Regions from separate parts of the Mus musculus genome. Here region 1 is linked to region 2. Evidence: chromatin loops called from intact Hi-C (ENCODE). Cell type or tissue: left cerebral cortex. All regions are shown on one strand. Each heading gives the region's core, and the rest is flanking DNA. Links, peaks and the distances in the headings are about the cores only. Region 1 holds the start of Gm35400 (a long non-coding RNA gene). Region 2 has its middle 75 kb from the start of Fbxl17.

The links. Hi-C counts contacts between places; a loop is a spot of excess contacts. Peaks named below come from ENCODE experiments on the same cell type or tissue, not always from the same donor. Only the 100,000 strongest peaks of a DNase experiment are listed, where the experiment ranks them.
Region 1: it touches region 2 in a loop (4-fold over the local background); 5 of 42 quality-filtered maps call a loop at or near these places.

The regions. Positions count from the first base shown.
Region 1 is chr17:65,552,854-65,562,488 of GRCm38, forward strand. Gm35400 (a long non-coding RNA gene) reads right to left here and starts at 7,185. Exons shown (of 4, transcript XR_385703.3): 1 at 6,154-7,185; 2 at 4,803-6,058; 3 at 4,529-4,601; 4 at 3,287-3,610. It also overlaps the pseudogene Gm49866. In left cerebral cortex, for the core only: CTCF peaks have their summits at 5,561 (motif pointing right) and 6,630 (motif pointing left); DNase peaks (open chromatin) are centred at 4,320, 4,555 and 5,547.
Region 2 is chr17:63,570,461-63,580,095 of GRCm38, forward strand. It overlaps the pseudogene Gm5497. Among named protein-coding and RNA genes, the nearest start is that of Fbxl17, 75 kb to the left of the region's middle. In left cerebral cortex, for the core only: a CTCF peak has its summit at 5,298 (motif pointing right); a DNase peak (open chromatin) is centred at 5,346.

The DNA.
Region 1 (9,635 bases), core at 564-8,563, 2.0 Mb after region 2:
GCTACTCCGAGAGACATTAGTCTATCTCATTTATTGGATCCATTCCTCCAGGCCTCACGTCCTCTAGAAAATAAACACTGGTACTCACGCAGCGAGCAATATATTAACAGACCTGCCTCCCCAGCCTAATTTCCATCTTGTTCAAGATAAACAATTTGGTGCTTTGAGGTCCGTTTACGTTGCTGTTGGGTTTTTGTCTCTGCAACCAGAGTTTACTCAGGCTTGTGGTTTATGAAGTTCTAGTGCATTGTGGTGTTCAGGGCAGAGTGGGGCAGAGCAAAGAAGTTCATGCCAAGGCAGAGAGGCTCAGCAAGAGAGGAGAAAACAGCCAGGGAAGCCAAGGAAGACCTCAAGGACACTCCCAGCTACCCACTCCCCGCCTATAGGTTTCCTTTTCCTGGAGCAATATGAAATCCATTTTAAATTATTGACCAAATTACCCCACTTACAATTTTTTTAATGATCCATGTTTACGGTTGGTTTCCATGAATATAGAGAGATTATTAGACTAACGAAGCAGAAATTTGATATTATTTAACCCAATATTTGTTGTGACCTCTGCCATACCCACACTTTTAAAAAATCAAGTTTATAGTCTGCCACACTCTAATAGAATGTAGTAGCCTATCCCAGGCTGGGATCTGGGCTTCTGGAGGCAAATGGCTGTTGTTAGGGTTATCTCCAATTCCTGGCGTTTGTGCCTCCACCGACAAATGCCTATTTGCAATTTTTTATTTTTTACTGTGTGCCACAAATTTCAGGTCTTGGTTTCCACCACGTCTCCCAGAGGTTAAACTCAGGTCATCAGACGTGTGCACCAAGTTCTTTCATCTGATTAACAATCTTACTGCTACTACACATGTGTGTATGTATGTGTACATGTGTGTGCATGTGTGTGCCTGCATATACATGTGTTCATGTGTGTGCTTGTGTGTGTGTGTGCCTGGGTGGATGTATGTGCGTGCCTGTGTGGATGTGTGTGCCTACGTGTATGCATGTGCATGTGTGTGTGGCCGTGTGTGCACATGCACATGTGTATGCATGTGTAGTTTTCATATAACTATGCACTGTATGTTGGGAACAAACATTCTCCTTGCTGACATTATTACTCTCCTTTTTTCACCTCTCCTATTACCCTTCTTTAGCCTTTTGGACAGTTTTATGTGCGTGTGTGTGCGCACGTGTGTGTGTGTGTGTGTGTGTGTGTGTGCCCGCGTTAGACCTGTGCATGCTTTTACATGTCTGTAAAAAGTCTAGGAACCATAAGTGAAATAAACCCTCTGACACTGGTGGAGGAGAGAGAACTCAGTGGTGAGAGGCACTCCCTCGCTGGCTGCTCTTGCAGAGGACCGGGTTTGATTCCCAGCGCCCATGTGGTGGCTAACAGTCCCCTATCAGAAGACCCTGCACCTCTTCTGGCTGGCCCCCTCCTTGCTCTCTCATTTAACCAGTAACTAAAAGGATTCCTTTACTCTCCTCTTTAAAAACACTAGAAGCCAAGAAATGAGCCATAATGCCTTCTTAGTCTTCGACGTTTGTGAACATTTCCACAGAGTCTATCCTCTTGGGTGGTTTTATTCTGTGGGAAGTCTGACAATGGTACCCACGATGGGGCCTTTTCCTAAACACCTGGTGTTCCCCTGCCTAGCCACACCCCATTCCTTCAGCAGCAAATATCCACTGACACTGAGATGAAACTTAGCAGCAACAACTTCAAACACTATGCTCCCTGTGTGCTGGATGATTCCTGAACCATCATACTTCTCCAGGCCTTCATCCCTGCCCTTCCCAGTGTGACTACACAGGTCTTCCTAGAGAGAGATGGAGTTAACACACACACACACACACACACACACACCTCTTACATCTCAGCTGGCCACATGGTTTGCTTTATGAATAGCATGGAGCAAAGGCCAGAGCCAGCAACTCCTAAACATCATACTTCTTACTCCACTGGGCTGTGGAACCATAGATAAGTTACTTAACTGCACCTCTGTCTTTCCACCTGCAAAATGGGTACGTAACTGTAGCACTGTCATGATGTCCCAATGCTTAGAGCTGTTGTTGGCATGAAATAAATGCTGATTGTTTATTAAATATACAAAAGGAAGGTCATGGTGTCTTTTCACAGCAAAGAACCTAAGACTGTGCCCATTTAAGTCCTTTGTAAAGGAATTTGAAAAGGAGAAAATTTTGAATATTAATTTTTCAATGGTGTTTACCAAAAAAAAAGAGAAATTTAAATCTGCAATGTATTAACATTTTGAAATTTTTTAAAGATTTATTTATTTTATTTATATGAGCACACTGTAGCTATCTTCAGACACACCAGAAGTGGACATTGGATCCCATTACAGATGGTTGTGAGCCACCATGTGGTTGCTGGGAACTGAACTCAAGACCTTTAGAAGAGCAGTCAGTGCCCCTAACCACTGAGCCATCTCCCCAGGCCGACATTTGAACTTTTTAAATTTTTGAACTTTCAAGGGAAAGATAAAATCCAGGAATGACTTCTTGTTGCGTGACAGGTTTTGCCTGGGGAGACACAACCCATACCTACCCACCCAGCCCAGGAGACGAGCTTACCAGCTGCGGTCCTGGAACACACTGCACAGCCGGCAGGCAGCTCAGCAGGTCAGTGTGCAGTCTTTCCAGGAGGTTCAGTGGGTCTGAGCTTCCTCCAGGGGGCTGGGCATACCTCAACCTTTGCAGCTTGACTCATCTGGCAGTGACTGGCAGCAGGCTTTACCATTTACCTACGCTTGGAGAAGGAGGAACTTGGTGAACCTGGTCAGTTTCAGGGACTTGCTGAAGCTATTTTTATATTGTTTGCTTCCTATGTCCATGGAACTTCCCTTCAAGATGACCTTCCCATCTTCTGGCTTCGAAGAGCTAAAACTCCATCTCAATTGTGCCCACCTGCTGGACCGGAGTTACTCCCTGACAAGATTGCTCACCCAGTCACCCAGAGGGCAGAGAGACCAACAGCTCCTCTCTTTACCAGAGCCAAGTCCCCAGTCCACATCTTACAAAACATCAGTAATTTTGGGATCCAAAATGAACTCAAAACCCAGGGTCTCTTACTTTCCTGGGTAACCTAGACCAGGGTATGCTGAAGATGATGGAGCTGCAGACAATTATCCAAAACTAGAAGACAGCAGTTCCTGGAGGGTCTTAAACGCTGTGTTGAGGAGTGAGAGCAGACAGTCTTGCACATTTCTGTTCTTACTTGAAATGCCTTTCAGGTTTCGTTATTTGGAATATTTGTAAGAAAGTCTGAGGGAGCAAAGTATTAGTCTAGAGCGAAGATTAGCCAACTACAGTACAAGCCACACTTGCTGCCAAGTTTTGTTGATAAGATTTATTGGAACACAGGTGTGCCCATTTGTTTAAACATGATGTGTGTCTGCTTCAGTGGAAACCACGACAGAAAGAAAGGGGTACAGGGGTCTCCATGTCTTCACTCAGTATTTCCCAGTGATCCCTAGTCACAAGAGACCACACCGTGGTGTGAGACAACCCCCAAAGCTCATAGGTTTATTATATTCCTCACTCCCACAAAGCCAGACCTCCAAGTTTGCCTCGAATCTTGAAATGGTGCACGAAGCATCTGTAGGGCAGAGGGAAAGAACATGAGAAGTTCTCACACCCAGTCTTCTACACTACGGACCAGGGCATCCACTCCAGGCAGATTAACAATTTATAAAACTCCACCACCTCCAGAGACACAGGAGATGAGGCCTGGGAGCAAAGCAAATGCTGATGTTCAAAATGTAACAAAGCAGGCTGGAGAGGTGGCTCAGAGGTTAAGAACACTGACTGCTCTTCCAGAGGTCCTGAGTTCAATTCCCAGCAACCACATGGAGGCTCACAATCATCTGTAACGGGATCTGGTGTGTCTGAAGACAGCAACAGTGTACTCATTAAAAATAAATCGATCTTTTTTTTTTTTTAATGTAACAAAGCAATAACGTTGGTTGTCAACTTGACAGGACCTAGAATCACGAAAGGCTATGGGCGTGCCTACAAGGGATTCGATGGAGTAGGTTGGCTAAGGTAGGGAAGCCTGGCCTAATTGGGAGATAACACTCTCAGGGCTGGAGTCTTGAATGAAAAGAAACCAAGCTGAGCAGCCGGGGTTCCTGCTCCCTGACTGTGGGTGTAACAGGGCCAGCAGCTGCAAGTTCCCGCCCCCCTGGGACTTCCACGAGGAGCTGGTCGCTGGAACTTTGAGCCAGAATAAACCCCGCATTCCTTGAGTTGCTTTTGTCAACGTATTTTATCACCACAACAGAAACTGTAACTAAGACAGATGGTGTTATTGTGGCAGAAATTTCTAGGAAACTGAGTCACCAAGCCATAGCCGTGTTCCATTGGGGAAAGGAGAGTTCACTACACTGGTCCCCAAACCACACTGTAGTGGTGTCAGCCCCAAGTCTTGGGTCCAATATCCTTTATTAGGTGGGAGTATGGAAGCAAGCCAACATGTCCGTTCAGGGGTGGCAGGGCAGTGTGAAAAGTCACTTACCACACCTCCTCCGTGCCTTCTGTTTCTGGAGATAACCACAAGCAGGAGGGGACATCTCAGTGGAACTCGAGCCCTGGGGAATTTCCGTTGTTTTAACACATGGCAGTTTGAGGACTCTCCACCCCATTCTCTCCTCTCCTTTGTCAGAATCCCTTGTGACCCTTCTCAAGGCACCTCTGATGCCGGTGGAGGGCATGGAGTCTATCTGTTGCTCTCCTGTTTCTGGTGACAAAAGTTAGGCATGGACCCAACAGGACAGCCAGGAGGATCATACCCAGGGGCGAGGCAGAAGCAGCCATGGGCTCCCGGAGGTCCAGGTGTCACCACCCCAGGAAGGTCCTTTTGTCGAGTCTCCGACCTTGCTTTCCACCAGCCATGTGGTATTTTCTCTACGATCCCTAAGTGGTTTGTGCAGAAACAGCAATCTTTTCCTCTGAAGACACACCTATGTCACCTTTCAGCTATGATTTCGTAAGGCTTCTGTCTAGTTCTGCAAGGCGACTGTAACTCTGCTGGCCTAGCCTGAGGCCCTCTTCGATTTGATTGGACAGCTGGCTATGCCCGACCTGTTGGATCCTGAGCTTAGTTGCTCCTGTGACAGCAGCGCCATTGAGGGGCATCTCCAATAACGTTGAGAGTAAGATGGGATTCCTCTCTTTCCGGTGATGAGGGCCTTAATATTGGTCTACCTCTGGTACAAGGAGAATATCTAGGTCTGGAGTCAGGAATACCATCCTGCCATCCCCCACTGGGTAACAGGTTCCATCTGCACAATCGAAGCATGTGCCATTTAGGCCTTGGTTCAAGTCACCAAGGTGCAGCTTTCCCCTGCTTCCCCTGCCTGGACATGTGGACCCGTCAGGCGGGAGTCAGCAGGGCTGTCCAAGACTGTTTGGCTTTCTAGAGTTGGGCTAGTGACCCCAGCACGGGTTAAGTTGCCTGGCTGGTCTTCACACAGATCTAGCAACCAACCGTTTTCCCAGTTCTAACTCCACCAAGCCACTTGCAAGTTGAAGCGTTTTCACTAGAGGGCGCCAGAGTCAAATCTGGATAAATCTGGTTTTTTCTCAGGATGGAGCAGAGGCTCATGGGTGGAGCCAATTGACCTCGCTCTCAGGCATAGAGGCACTGGCGGAAGCTCTAACCATTTGAGGGTCCATCCGTCTGTTTCATCCCTGCCTTCACACATCCCAACCCAAAGATACCAGGACCACCCCTGTTCTAACTTTGTTATCTTTAGTTTCAGAGTATCTCTTGTCCCGCTTCCGGGCTAGTCCCTGACAAGGAGACCCCTTGTCCTTCCGCGGGTGCACTGTCCTATGCCCCTGGCAAAGTTAAGTCCACACGGTCACAGCTTCTTAAGAAGGACCGGTATTTTCCCCCACAGTGATGTTCCTTCCAGGGGACTCATCCATATGCTATGCATGCCAATTGTTGCAAATTTCCTGGGACAGGGCTCAGTGCCGCTGCGTTTCTCTGTGATGGCTGAAGGACTGACAGTAATTGGCTTTCTCCTAGTCCATGCACCATCTGAAGGAGAGAAGACGGGGTCCCAAAGGGGGGTAGTTAGTTTTATTGAGTGGTCTCCCACAGAGCAATCCCATGGTTCACAGAATCAGTATTACCTACTGGCCTGGAGGCTCCAACAATGTCGATGCGTCTTTGGTGAGCTTCCCTGTGGGAGGGGTTACCATGGAGATGGCTGCTCCTGTGTCAAAGATGAAGTCCATCTTTGCTTGGGCCCAGCATCTATTTTGACGATGGGCTCCTAGGGCCAATTGTGACCGAACCTGGCGGTGCTCGGTCTGACCTGTCTCCCAGGTGACAGCCTCAGCCCTCGTGGGGGCTTCAGTTTCATTGCAGCTATGCTAGGGACCTCTTTTTGTTTGGGGTTTGGGCACTCATTCTTCCATTCGCCTTTCCCCTTGCAATAGACACACACACACACACACACACACACACACACACACACACACACACACACTGGTGCAGAGTTCCTGCCATATCGAGGGAGTAGACTTTGCAGACAGCCCTCTATCTAGTCTCCACCAGGGGACACCCCCTCTGTCTGATGCCTACCTGGCCTGCCACCTAGTGGTAACTTACTAACGCAGGCCCACACCCTTCGCTCACCCCATAGCCACCACCTGACCCCAATGGCTTTTTATCAGGTACCATTTAGACACTCAAAAATCACAACTTTGGTCCAAATTGATCACCCTTTGGCTGCCGGGTAGTGTGGTTCATAGGATATGCCACAGTGCACAGGAGGCAAGAGCCTTTCCCAACAAATAAGGGCAAAGCCAACGGAGCACGCCAACCTGCCACAGAATATTGGGTGCCAAATTGTGCTTCCAAATTAATAGCTAATGAGGTTACTCTCATTAGTGTTCTAAACAGAATATTCAAAGGCAATTATACAGAATGTTTTATCAATATGAACTGTAGGTGTTTTCCTTCTTAAATTGTTTATTATCCATAAGCCCCCATCCAAACCTTGTTGTCCCTTGGCCAGAGCTTCCATTTAGTAACTAGTGATCAATATATACACGTTGATCTGGGGTAAAGAATAAATGTAAATCGAGAATTTCACCATCTCAATTGAACCAATTATTCAACATCTGGGAGAAAGACCAAGGAAATATGAACACATAATGCCCTGTGTAATTATAAAGCATTATGAAAAATTAATGCTTATAACAAAATAAATGTCAGTAATTATATTAATGATATTATATTGTATCATTTCATCAAAAGGATTTGCCTGCATTATCACTACAATTAGCCCAATTTTATGTTAGAAAAACAAACTTTACTTTGACTAGCTAATACATGAAGCAGGGTGGGGTGGACATTTCGATCCTTACAATCGAGAGGAACGTCCCCTTCAGCCTGAATACAGCTTGAGGTGGAAACTACGCTTTTGATTATATTTGAGACTGCTGTGATCAGAAACCATGACTAAGGCAATCTTTTTTTTTTCCAGTGTTTCGTGTGATTTTATTTTCTCCCTTCAACCATAATAATATGATATCCAAATTTTGTCTTAACAGGTGGGTCTGTTACTACAGGGTTATCCATCCCATTTGTAGGCAAGGCAAACGCTGCTTCCTGAAATGACCCCACCATGGAGCCTCTGGTCATCCAACCAGAGTCACCCCCTGTCTGGGTTTATCTTCACTATTTTGTGTGGCCACTTCACTGACTCTCATCCCAGACTTTAACTTTTCCATGGCTTCCATGATTCCCCCATGGTTTTCACATAGAGTGTGTCTGACCTTTACTGCATTGCCACCGCCTTCAGGACCCTGAGACTTCTTGTCAGCACTGTCACTCCCAGAGGCTGCACCTCCTTCCCCTCCTTCTCCAGAACCAGTTTTCCCCTTCAGCGGCATCTCTTAAGCATGCAGTTGAACTCTCTAGCAACTAAGGTAAGTCTTATAACATTTAATTGGGGCTGGCTTACAGGTTCAGAGGTTCAGTTCATTATCATCAAGGTGGGAGCATGGCGGAACCCAGGAGGCATGGACACGGGAAGAGCTGAGAGGTCTACATCTTCATCTGAAGGCTGCTAGCAGAATACTGACTTCCAGGCAGCTAGAGGGTCTTAAGCCCGTGCCCACAGTGACACACCTATTCTAACAAGGCCACACCTCCTAATAGCGCCACTCCCTGGGCCAAGCATATACAAACTATCACAGAGATATAGGTTGTTTTTAAAGAATTTGCACATTAGCACAGCTTCATAAACTGTGGGTCACGAGCTGGAGAGATGGCTCTGCAGTTAAGAGCACTGACTGCTATTCAAGAGGTCCTGAGTTCAATTCCCAGCAACCACATGGTGGCTCACAACCATATGTAATGGGATCTGATGCCCTCTTCTGGTGTGTCTGAAGACAGCGACAGTGTGCTCATGTAACAAAATAAGTAAATCTTTAAAACAACAACTATGAGTCACAGCTCCACATGGAGTCACAGAACTAGCACAGGTGTTGTGAAAGGGTTCCTATCACATATTGATAATCATTCATTCATAATGGAGATTGTAAGGAACCTGAGCAGCCCTGGCAGCGCTTGCCAACGTCACCTCTGAACCAACAGCTTGCTTGGCACCATAAACACTGTCACAGCCACCACCACAGCCACTGCCACAGCCACTCCCTCAGCCACAGCTACTGCCTCAGCCACAGCCACAGCCCACAACACAGCTGGGACACCTGGGTTCACTTCAAGACTCCCGTGTGCTATGGTGGCATTTTACTATCCATACAAACATCCTGCTCTTCTACAAACATAATCACTTAATCACAGGAAACTTTAGTATCTCACTGCCATTGTTCCTTATCCTGTAAGTATCAAATGAGTATAGCGTTTGACTATTAGAGCAGAACATTTGGTTTTTAAAATTGCTGTTTGAGGGCTGGCAAGATGCCAGGTAAAGACATTTTACCAAAACAACATGCGCTCAGTCTCCAGAACCCACACAGTGGAAGAAGAGAACGGGCTTCCACACCATCCCAACTTCCAGTAGCCCCATGATGCTCTGTGTGTGAGTGTGTGTGTGTGTGAGTGTGTGTGTGAGTGTGTGTGTGAGTGTGTGTGTGAGTGTGTGTGTGAGTGTGTGTGTGAGTGTGTGTGTGAGAGTGTGTGTGTGTGTGAGTGTGTGTGAGTGTGTGTGTGAGTGTGTGTGTGTGAGTGTGTGTGTGAGTGTGTGTGTGTGTGAGTGTGTGTGTGAGTGTGTGTGTGTGAGTGTGTGTGTGTGAGTGTGTGTGTGTGAGTGTGTGTGTGTGTGAGTGTGTGTGTGTGTGAGTGTGTGTGAGTGTGTGTGTGTGAGTGTGTGTGTGTGTGTGAGTGTGTGTGTGAGTGTGTGTGAGTGTGTGTGTGAGTGTGTGTGTGAGAGTGTGTGTGTGTGAGTGTGTGTGTGTGAGTGTGTGTGTGAGTGTGTGAGTGTGTGTGTGTGAGAGTGTGTGTGTGTGTGAGTGTGTGTGTGTGAGTGTGTGTGTGTGTGTGAGTGTGTGTGTGTGTGAGTGTGTGTGTGTGAGTGTGTGTGTGTGTGTGTGAGTGTGTGTGTGTGTGAGTGTGTGTGTGTGAGTGTGTGTGTGTGTGT
Region 2 (9,635 bases), core at 612-8,611:
CTCTTCCCTCTTAGTGCTGAGGAAAATTACAATGTCTGCTTTACAGAAATGTTAGAATAATTATCTAAGTTCATGAGTAGAAAAAAAATTTAGGACAAAGATCCACTAAGTAGTTAGTACCAATCAAATTACTTATTTTGTTGTATAGTTATATCCCAACTTTAAACTATACATTCTTAATAGCTATCAGCAATGTTTCCAATAATTGTATTATATTGGTCATACAGAGGTGATCTTTAGATATACATCTTTGAACATTTCTGTGAGAGAACTTATTAGATAAATTCTTTTTGCTTTTTGTTTGTTTCTTTTGAGACAGGGTCTTCTTGGCTGCCCCAAACCTCCCTATTTAGAACAAATTGACCTTAAACTTAGGGAGATTGTCTCTATAAGATCTGGCTGTAGAGCATTCCTTAATTAGTTATACGATTCAGCCCATGGGTTCCTCCTTTCACAGAATTATTCCAGGATTCATGTGCCAGGGTGGTGACTTTACATGTCATAATGGCACTGGCGGCAGGTCCATCTACGGGGAGGAATTTGAGGATGAGAACTTCATCCTGAAGCATACAGGTCCTGGCATCTTGTTCATGGCAAATGCTGGACCAAACACAAACGGTTCCCAGTTTTTTATCTGCACTGCCAAGACTGAATGGCTGGATGGCAAGCATGTGGTCTTTGGGAAGGTGAAAGAAGACATGAACATTGTGGAAGCCATGGAGCATTTTGGGTCCAGGAATGGCAAGACCAGCAAGAAGATCACCATTTCTGACTGTGGAAAACTCTAATTTCTTTTGACTTGTGGGCGTTTTACCCATCAAACCGTTCCTTCTGTAGCTCAGGAGAGGGTCCCTACCCCATCTGCTCGCAATGTCCTGTAATCTCTGCTCTCACTGAAGTTCTTTGAGTTCCATATTTTCCTCATTCCCCTTCAAGTCTAGCTGGATTGCAAAGTTAAGTTTATGACTATGAATAAAAACTAAATAAGAAAAAAAAAAAAAAAGAAAGAAAGCCATGGTGAGCAAACCAGTAAGCAGCATTCCTCTATGGTCTTTGTGTCAGCTTCTGCCTTTAGGTTCCTTCCCTGTTTGAGTTCCTGCCCTGCCTTCCTTCAATGATAAATTACAACATAGAAGTGTAAGCCAACTATTTTCCTTTCCAAGTTGCTATAGTCATGGTATTTCATCACAACAATAGTAACCCTAACTAAGACAAGTTGGTACCAGGAGTGGGTGCCATGAGATACCTCACCATGTTGTTTTGGGGAGGATTGTGGAAGACTTTGGAACTTTGGGCTAGAAAAGCCTTTGTGTGTTGAGAGCTCAGTGGGATGTTCTGTAGAAGCTTGGTTGAGAACAGTATAGTCAATGGAGGCCTGAGACACTACAGTAAAACCTTTGCCTTTTTTGGACAATGGGTGCTGAACTGTTGGAGATGGAGATCCAGTTGTGATCATGAAGAGACCAGCATCATTGGAGTGAAGCCTTCTGGGAAGTACTTCCTCAGGCTCAGCACTAAGAAACTGTGTTCCCGAAGCAGCCATGTGCTGGCAGCCACACCAGGTGGAATTTGTTTGAAGACAGGAAGGGGTCATGGAGAGCAGTTAAGGCTTGTCACATCATCATTGACGTGAAGTCTTCTGGGAAGTGTTTCCCTTGAGCTCAGCATACAGAAGCTGTGTTCTAGAAGTGGCCTTGCACTGGCAGCCAAACTTGGTAGTATAAGAATCATCTATGTGGCACTGGTTTTGAAGGCATGAAGGGGTCATGGAGAGCAGCTGAGGGTTGGCATTGTGTGGCAGGGCTAAAGTTCCTGAAGAGAGCACAGAAGAGGCTATTGGTAAATGTGCAGCCCTGTTGCAGCAGGGACCCCAACATTTTGGAGATGTCAGTTTCATGGGATGACCAGCAAGAAGAGTAGTCATAGTAGAGTGGAGTCAGCTGGAGCCTCCTCCATGTGCATTGAGCAGCACCCCTCTACAGCCCCTGTATCAGCTCCTGCCTTCAGGTTTCTGTCCTGCTTGAGTTTCTGTCTTGACTTCATTCTGTGATGAACAGCAACTTGTTCTGCATGGTTCAGAGAGCAGAGCCAGAGAAGTGACCCAAGCCATTTGTAGAATGGTGAGTAAATCCCAGACATTAGATGTTGCGATATCCATAATGTCGGAGTAAGGTTTTTGTTTTATTTAGATTGTGACTGTGCTCTGCTTATCCCCCTTGGAAGTAAGAAAGCATTTAATTAATTTTATTTTACATGATCCCACAGTTGAGAGACTTTGAATTTTAAAAGACTTTGCCGTTTTTTAAGTATTTGTATTTTTAAGGACTGTAAGTTTTAAAATTTTTGGGATGTTTATATTAATGTGTGATCTTGAAGAAGTAAAGGAAAGAAGGGTTGTGGCTTAATGATGATGTACACGTGTGTCAAGTTGACCAAAGGGTCAATTATGCTGGATGGTTCTGTGTCAGCTTGGCACAGGCTGCAGTTATCTAAAAGGAGGGAGCCTCAGTTAAGAAAATGCCTGCATAGGATCTGGGTGTAGGGCATTTCTTAATTAGTGATTGATGGGATAGGGTTCAGCCCATGGTGGCTGGTGCCAGCCTTGGGCTAGTGGTCCTGGGTTCTATAAGAAAGCAGGCTGAATAAGCCATGAGGAGCAAGCCAGTGATCAGCACCCCTCCATGGCCCCTGTGTCAGCTCCTGCCTTCAGGTTCCTGTCCTGCTTGAGTCCCTATCCTGTCTTCCTTCTGTGATAAACAGTGGTGTGGACCTGAAAGAAGCCAAATAAACACTTTCCTTCCCAAGTTGCTTTGATTGTGGTGCCTGATCACAACAATAGTAACCCTGACTAAGACATCAAGAAGATCTAAATCTCTATTTGAAGGCCATAACGTGTTTTCTCATTAACCTAAAATGTCTAACCTGTCGACTTAAAGGAAGTTAAGGAATACTCAGGATCCAGTACACATGCGTCCACTTTCTCCAATAATAGCAAGCTGCATAGTTTGTATAATTTTCATCCACCTACATGTAAAACTCTATGTGACTTCGTCCCATGTGTGGATTTGTATAAACTACTTTATTTCTTTGGCTGAGTTTGTTTTACATCTGCCTTGTCCCTGTCACCTAGAAACATCAGTCTGCTCTACATCTCTATGACTGTGTCATTTTTAAGAACGGTATGTGAATGTGGTTGTACAGTATTTAGCCATTTGAGGCTGGCTTTCAACTAAGTGTGATTACCTTGTGATCCACCTTGGCTGAGCGTTGTAGAAGTTTATTCTTTTTTATTGCTTACTGGTAGTACATTGGTGTATGGTTCATCTGTTGAAGGACATTAGATTGCCTTTTGTGTTTGGTGATGAAAGTAAAATTGCTGTGAATATTCTATCTAGGTTTTTGTATAAGTATCTTTGGGACAAATGCCCTAAAGTGTGACAGGTGGGTTATAAGGCAGATACATGTTTGGTGTTTGAAGAAACTGCCAAGTTATTTCTTGAAGTTGTTGTATCCTTTTGCACTCTTCCCAGGAATACATGCATGGTGTGTCGTCTCCTTGTGCTGGGACCACTGAGGGCTGCCATTATTCTTTCCCACAGCTGTTCTAGCAATCTTGTGGTGAGCACACTAGGGCTTTACTTTGCGTTTCTGTAACGGCCAACAGTGCTAACAGTCTCTCACTCTGCTTGCTTGCTGGTCTTACCTCGTTCTTGGTAAGCAACTCTTCATTTCATTATACATTTTTAATTGTATATTTACTTTTTCTCCTTCCTTCTCCTTATCTCTTCCTACTCCTTAACTTTTGAGATTTGTATTCAGAATAAAAGTGCTTGTCCCCGTGTGAGGTTCATGTATTCTTCTCCGTCCTATAATCATAACACAATCTTTCACAGAGTAAATGTTTCAGGTGGGTCCTAGTTCATGTTCTTTTGCTGTGATAAAACACTGATCAAAACATCTTGGGGAGGGGAAGGGTTTATTGGGCTTATAGTTACAGTCCACCACCAAGGAACGTCAACAGGGACTCGGCAGGCACCTGGAGGCAGAGACTTACAGACGCTGTGGAGGATGGAGGACCACAGCTAACTGGCCTGTTCTCCATGGCTTGCTCATCTTATGTTCTTATTCAAGACCAGCTACTCCAGGATGGTACTGACTGTAGTCTGCTGGGCACCTCCCACACCCATCGACAACCAAGGAAGAAGTCTACAAGCCAATCTGATTCCTGGGTGGCTTTAATTTCTGTCAAGTTGAAGCAGTCTAACTAGCACATATATTAAGGGAATTAGTCTATGATTATCATATTTCTAGGAAATATCTTTCCTGGCTATGGTACCTTTGTTTCATAGTTTTTCTTTCTATTGTAGCCAATTTGATCATTATTTTAATTCGATGTCCATTTTATATTATACTTTCTCTAAACTGTACAAAATATATTTTTTTCCCAATTTGGCATCTGTAATTTGCTCTTCGATTTTGTTCAGCTGCCTCAAAAAACATAGCTCTTTACAAAAGATTTTTAATCATTGACATTTCAGCGATCCTGTCTTTATGTCACTGCTAATTTGAGATGTTAAAGTTGACCTCTAAAGAGTACACCCAAGTCTTGTGTCTGTCAATACAAAAGCTGACAATGTTGTCTCCCAGAGTAGCGTGCACTCTATATCCGTCCTTCTGCCATTCAAAACCCCATGATAGAACTGGATGTGTATCCCAGTGGTGTGAGGCACGCTGAATTCAATCCTAACTGCGCAGCATCAAACAGCAAATTCTACACAAAAGGGAAGTAAGAAGATGGCATGAAAGATTAAAAAGTATACATAGCTATAGGCAAATAAAAGAGTAAAATTTTATAGAATATTACATATAACTATGAAAATATATTTGAAATGATGAAAGAATTGATTTACTTAGAAAAATATAATTAATCAAAATTGAACAAAGAAATTGAATTGGTCAGTTTTCATGGAGGAAATGGAGATTTGCCATCGCAAAGGGGACTGAGACATGGCACAGCAGTAGTGGAAAAGTGACATCCACTTTACACTGGTAATGAATGGGCAGATCACAAAATAATAAGGTTTGTAAAACCAACTGCCCGGGGTTCCGTTTAATACAGCAGGCCTGCCAAAGCAAAAAGATGAAAGTGGTCGGATGCCTTCTCATTTCTTTTAAGTTAATGACTGTATAATTTTTCTCCAGAGAAAAGATGTTGTATATAGAAATGAACAGATGTGGGTCTGGGGCCCTGGTTCCACTTTGTTTAATTACTGAATTTTATCTGTTTATTCTAGAAGCCTCCAGATGGCAGCATTTTCCTGTGGAAGAGATGCTGGGTGCTTGTGGCTCAGCTCTGCTTTGCTTTCTAACAGCACCCAGGAGTCAGGCTGTCAACAGGAGGAGACAGGAGGAAAGGTGGGAGACATGTTCCAGAATATTCTGAGCTGTTATACTCTAATGTACCATCCACAAAGAACCTTTGTGAGTTGACAGCTTGCATAGGCAGTTCCCCAACAACCATAATAGAAAGAGGGTTTAATTATTTTATATATATAAAGCAATATATATACCCTGTTTTTATATAACAAAATTTATTGATATATGCATATATATATGTATATATCTTATTTTACTTATTCACTTTACATACTGCCCGTTGCCCTTCTTCTGGTCACCTCCTCCCACAATCTTTTACCCCACCCTCCTGAAACAGGTATTTTATTTTGAGTTAAGTTTGTAACACTCTGGTTAGAAAGCTGATTTGTGTGTGTGTGTGTGTGTGTTTTGTTCTTCACATACCACTTGCACAGAAATGATTTTTATTTTTCATATTTTAAACCTTGGGCAGTGAAGAGTCAAGATTGCAATCACGCAGACGCTAACACTCAACCCTTATTAACTGCAATCGTCATGGTGTGGCGACCCCCAACCATAACATTATTTCGTTGCTACTTCCTAACTGTGATTTTGTTGACGTGATGAATCATAATGTAAATATCCAATGTTCGACCCTTGTGAGGAGCCGGGACCCACAGGTTGAGAACCACTGCTGCGGAGCCAGTCCTCGGCGCTCTGCTTATCATGGCATTCTCTGGTCCCAACATCCCGCTTCTCCTCACACCTGGAGTAAACCAGAGGCCTTCGATGCCTCTGAACCATCTGCCCTTCCCGCCCCTCTCAGCATCTTCTGTCACTTTGTTGTAACGCTGCTCTTTCTTCCTTGAATGCAATTATGTCTTTTCTGTGTCAGGATCTTCGCTTCCCAGCACCTCTAGGGTTGTGTGGCTCGCTTACCCATTCAAGTCTTTCAGCTATCATTTTTCAGAGAGTTCTTCCCTGATCACTACCCCCTTCTCTTCATTGTGTCTTTATTCCCCCCATATTAAAATAAAGAAAATATCTGATGCGTTCTCGTGTGTCTTAACCAAACACAATATAAATTCCATGAAAAGATGGGGCTTTTTTTTTCTGTCTTCCTTAATCTATAAAAATGCCCAACATATGCCACATACTAGGTGCTCAATAATGAGTTTGTTGATTGAATGAAAGAACAGAGCAAACTTCAGTCAATTTATATGTCCATTTCATCCGTTTTGATATAGCATGTAGCAAATAGAACACAGAAGCTCAAACTCTGTTGAGAGATAGTAGTAATTGTCAGTACTGGCATCATTTTCTACGTTTTTTTTAATTTTTATTTTGTTCTTTTCATTTCTTACTTTTCTTTTTTTCTTTCCTTTTCCCTTTTTCTTTTCCTTTCTTCCTTCCTTTTTTATTTATTATTTCCTAAGCATATATTTGATTTTAAAAACCACCCCCCCAAGGGTTAAGAGCACAGTCTGCTCTTCCAGAGGTCCTGAGTTCAATTCCCAGCAACCACATGGTGGCTCACAACCATCTGTAATGGATCAGATGCCCTCTTCTGGTGTGTCTGAAGACAGCTATAGTGTACTCACATACATAAAATAAATCTTCAAAAACAAAACAAAAACACCCCCAAGAAATTCCACAAGTCCCTCCCACAGATAGAGCCATGGCAAAGGCTGCTGAGAAGAGAGGAATTGTTCTTGACTAAGAATGAGGTCCCTGATAGATTATCTAGTCCTGTTATTCCTAAACATATAAATATACACTAGACTCGGAGGTGTGTGTGTGTGTGTGTGTGTGTGATAATAATTAAAACAAGAGGCTATGAGGTGTGAGGAAAACCCCCCAACCATAAAAAAAACTTAATAAAAAGTTCTCCCTAAATTTACCAGTGATCATATAAATTATAGCAGCCTGATATCTCTAGCACTTACATAATTAAAAGTGGGATCAGCATCAAATTATCCCATAAGAGATCATTGAAATTAATTCTTAAATGAAGGTAATTTTATTGAGAACTTCTGTAAGTCACTGAAAGAGCTTGTCACGGATGTCAGAAGAGTATCTGCATTAGTAATCCCGGATGATACTTCGTCCTGCAAACAGCTCTCAGGCATAGAAGCTGCAGGCTGGAGAGTGCAAGGTGAGAGTAAATGAAGACTTGAGATCCACTCACTCAGGCTGCATCTCAGCTGCAGTTCAGTTCCTGGTACTGCTACCAGCCGGTCCTCGCCTTGTGAGTGGACTGCATCCTGCATGCACATGTGCAAAGAAAAAGTCCGAGAAATTCTACTAAGTTAAAAGAAATTCATTAAATACTCTTTCCATTTGCATGGATATAGTTATAACCACAGTGCATGAATTCACTAATTAAAGTTTTAATAAAATATTCTATTATAAAGGATATTCGAATAATTTCTTAATTTTTTTCCTTGGTACTAAGAAAAACAATTCCAAGCTGAATTATATTACATATTTTCTTGGAAGAATAATAAAGGACTTAATTTTTCATAGAATCTTACTGAGTACTCCTCTCAGTTTTCTAAATGCCCAATACCTTAACTTTTATTGAAAAAATGATTATGATTATTTTGTTCATACTTATAAAATAATAACTTTAATCTGTTATTCTATAATGTCCTAAGCACTATGCTGAGCGTATTCAAATTACTTGACAAATATTCCTGGGCTAGGCTTGGAAGCTGGATGTCTTCATCATAGGGCTTCAGTGGCTCTAACTTCTCACTTACTTGGTGAAATCTTCAGAACTGTCTGAACTTGGTGGCCTACTCCTTCCCTTTCCTTAGGCTTCAGAGGTCTTGTAGCCTAGGCTGGCCTCAAACTTGAGTGCTTGATTACAGACATACCACCTTGCCCAGTTTTATGTGGTGCTGGGAATGGAAGTCAGGGCTCTGTGTATGGCAGGCAAATACTGTACCAATTAAGTAACATACCTAGCTCCGAATGGCTAAAACTTTTAATGAAGGAAAGCCCATGTATCATGACAAATCAGGTCAAGTTAGCATAAATTGTGCAGGAGAGTAATGAAGCTCCTTCATGTTTTATCGCCATAAAACCAGTGACATGTTAAGGAATTGCTGCCTATAACAGTAGTATTGCTTCGGTTTATTTCCACAGGTACAAATCTGATGCATGTGTGTCTTGTACCTTTTCAATGAGATCCTCACTAATTGTCTTTAGTGATGTCTTAGTTACTTTTCCACTTGTGTGATAAGATACCATGACCAAAGCAACTTATAGAAGAAAGCCTATATGAGGAGTTCAGAGTTTCAGAGTATGAGTCCATGATCACTATGTCGGGATCATGGCAACAGGGAGGCAACAGGTATGCTAGAGTTTACTCCAACAAGGTCACACCTCCTAATCTTTCCCAAACAGTTCTATCAACTGGGAACCAAGTATTCAAACATATGTTCCTATGGAGACCACTCTTATTCAAATACCGCAGACTATTTCTTGCCTTGACTTAACACAGGGTAATTCATCATAGGGAAGCTTTTTGATGCAGAAACTAAAACCTTCTCAGTTATATGACAAGATCACAGTACATTTTTCTAGCATAACAAGGTGGATATAATGGACATCTGTAGTTCATTTCTGCTTAGCATCCGTTCCCCTATAATGATATCAAGTACACCTCTTCAGGGAACCATCCTCCACCACTGGTTCATTTATATCTATGTTTAGGGTATGTGGCAGGAGCAAGAGGTTGAATTATGTTCTGATGTTGATGGTTGGTACACAACAGTTGGGAGTCATGCATGTCTTTCTCTTAGTTAGGGTATCTATCACTGTTTAAAACACCATGACCAAAAGCAACTTGGTGCTAGATAAAAGGTTTATTTCATGTTATACTTCTACATTACAGGCTACAATAGAAGGAAGTCAGTCTAGAAACACAAGTCAGGAACCTGATGACAAGAACAGAAGCAGACGCCCTAGGGGAGCACCGTCTTGCTTCCCATGGCTTTCTCAGTGTGCTTTCTTATATAACTCAAGGTTATCTGCCTAGGGGTGGCTCCGCCCACAGTGAGCTGAGCCCTTCTGCATCAACCATTAATTAATAAAATAATCAGAAGGCTTGCCAACAGGTCAATTTTGTGATGGCATTTTCTCAAGATTCCCTTTTCTCATGTACATCTAGGTTTGTGTCAAATTGACAAAAACTACCATGATCTATGATTCTAGCTACAGTTCAAAGCTGGCTAGTGAATTACAGCTATGAACATCAGTATAAAACTTTCTGC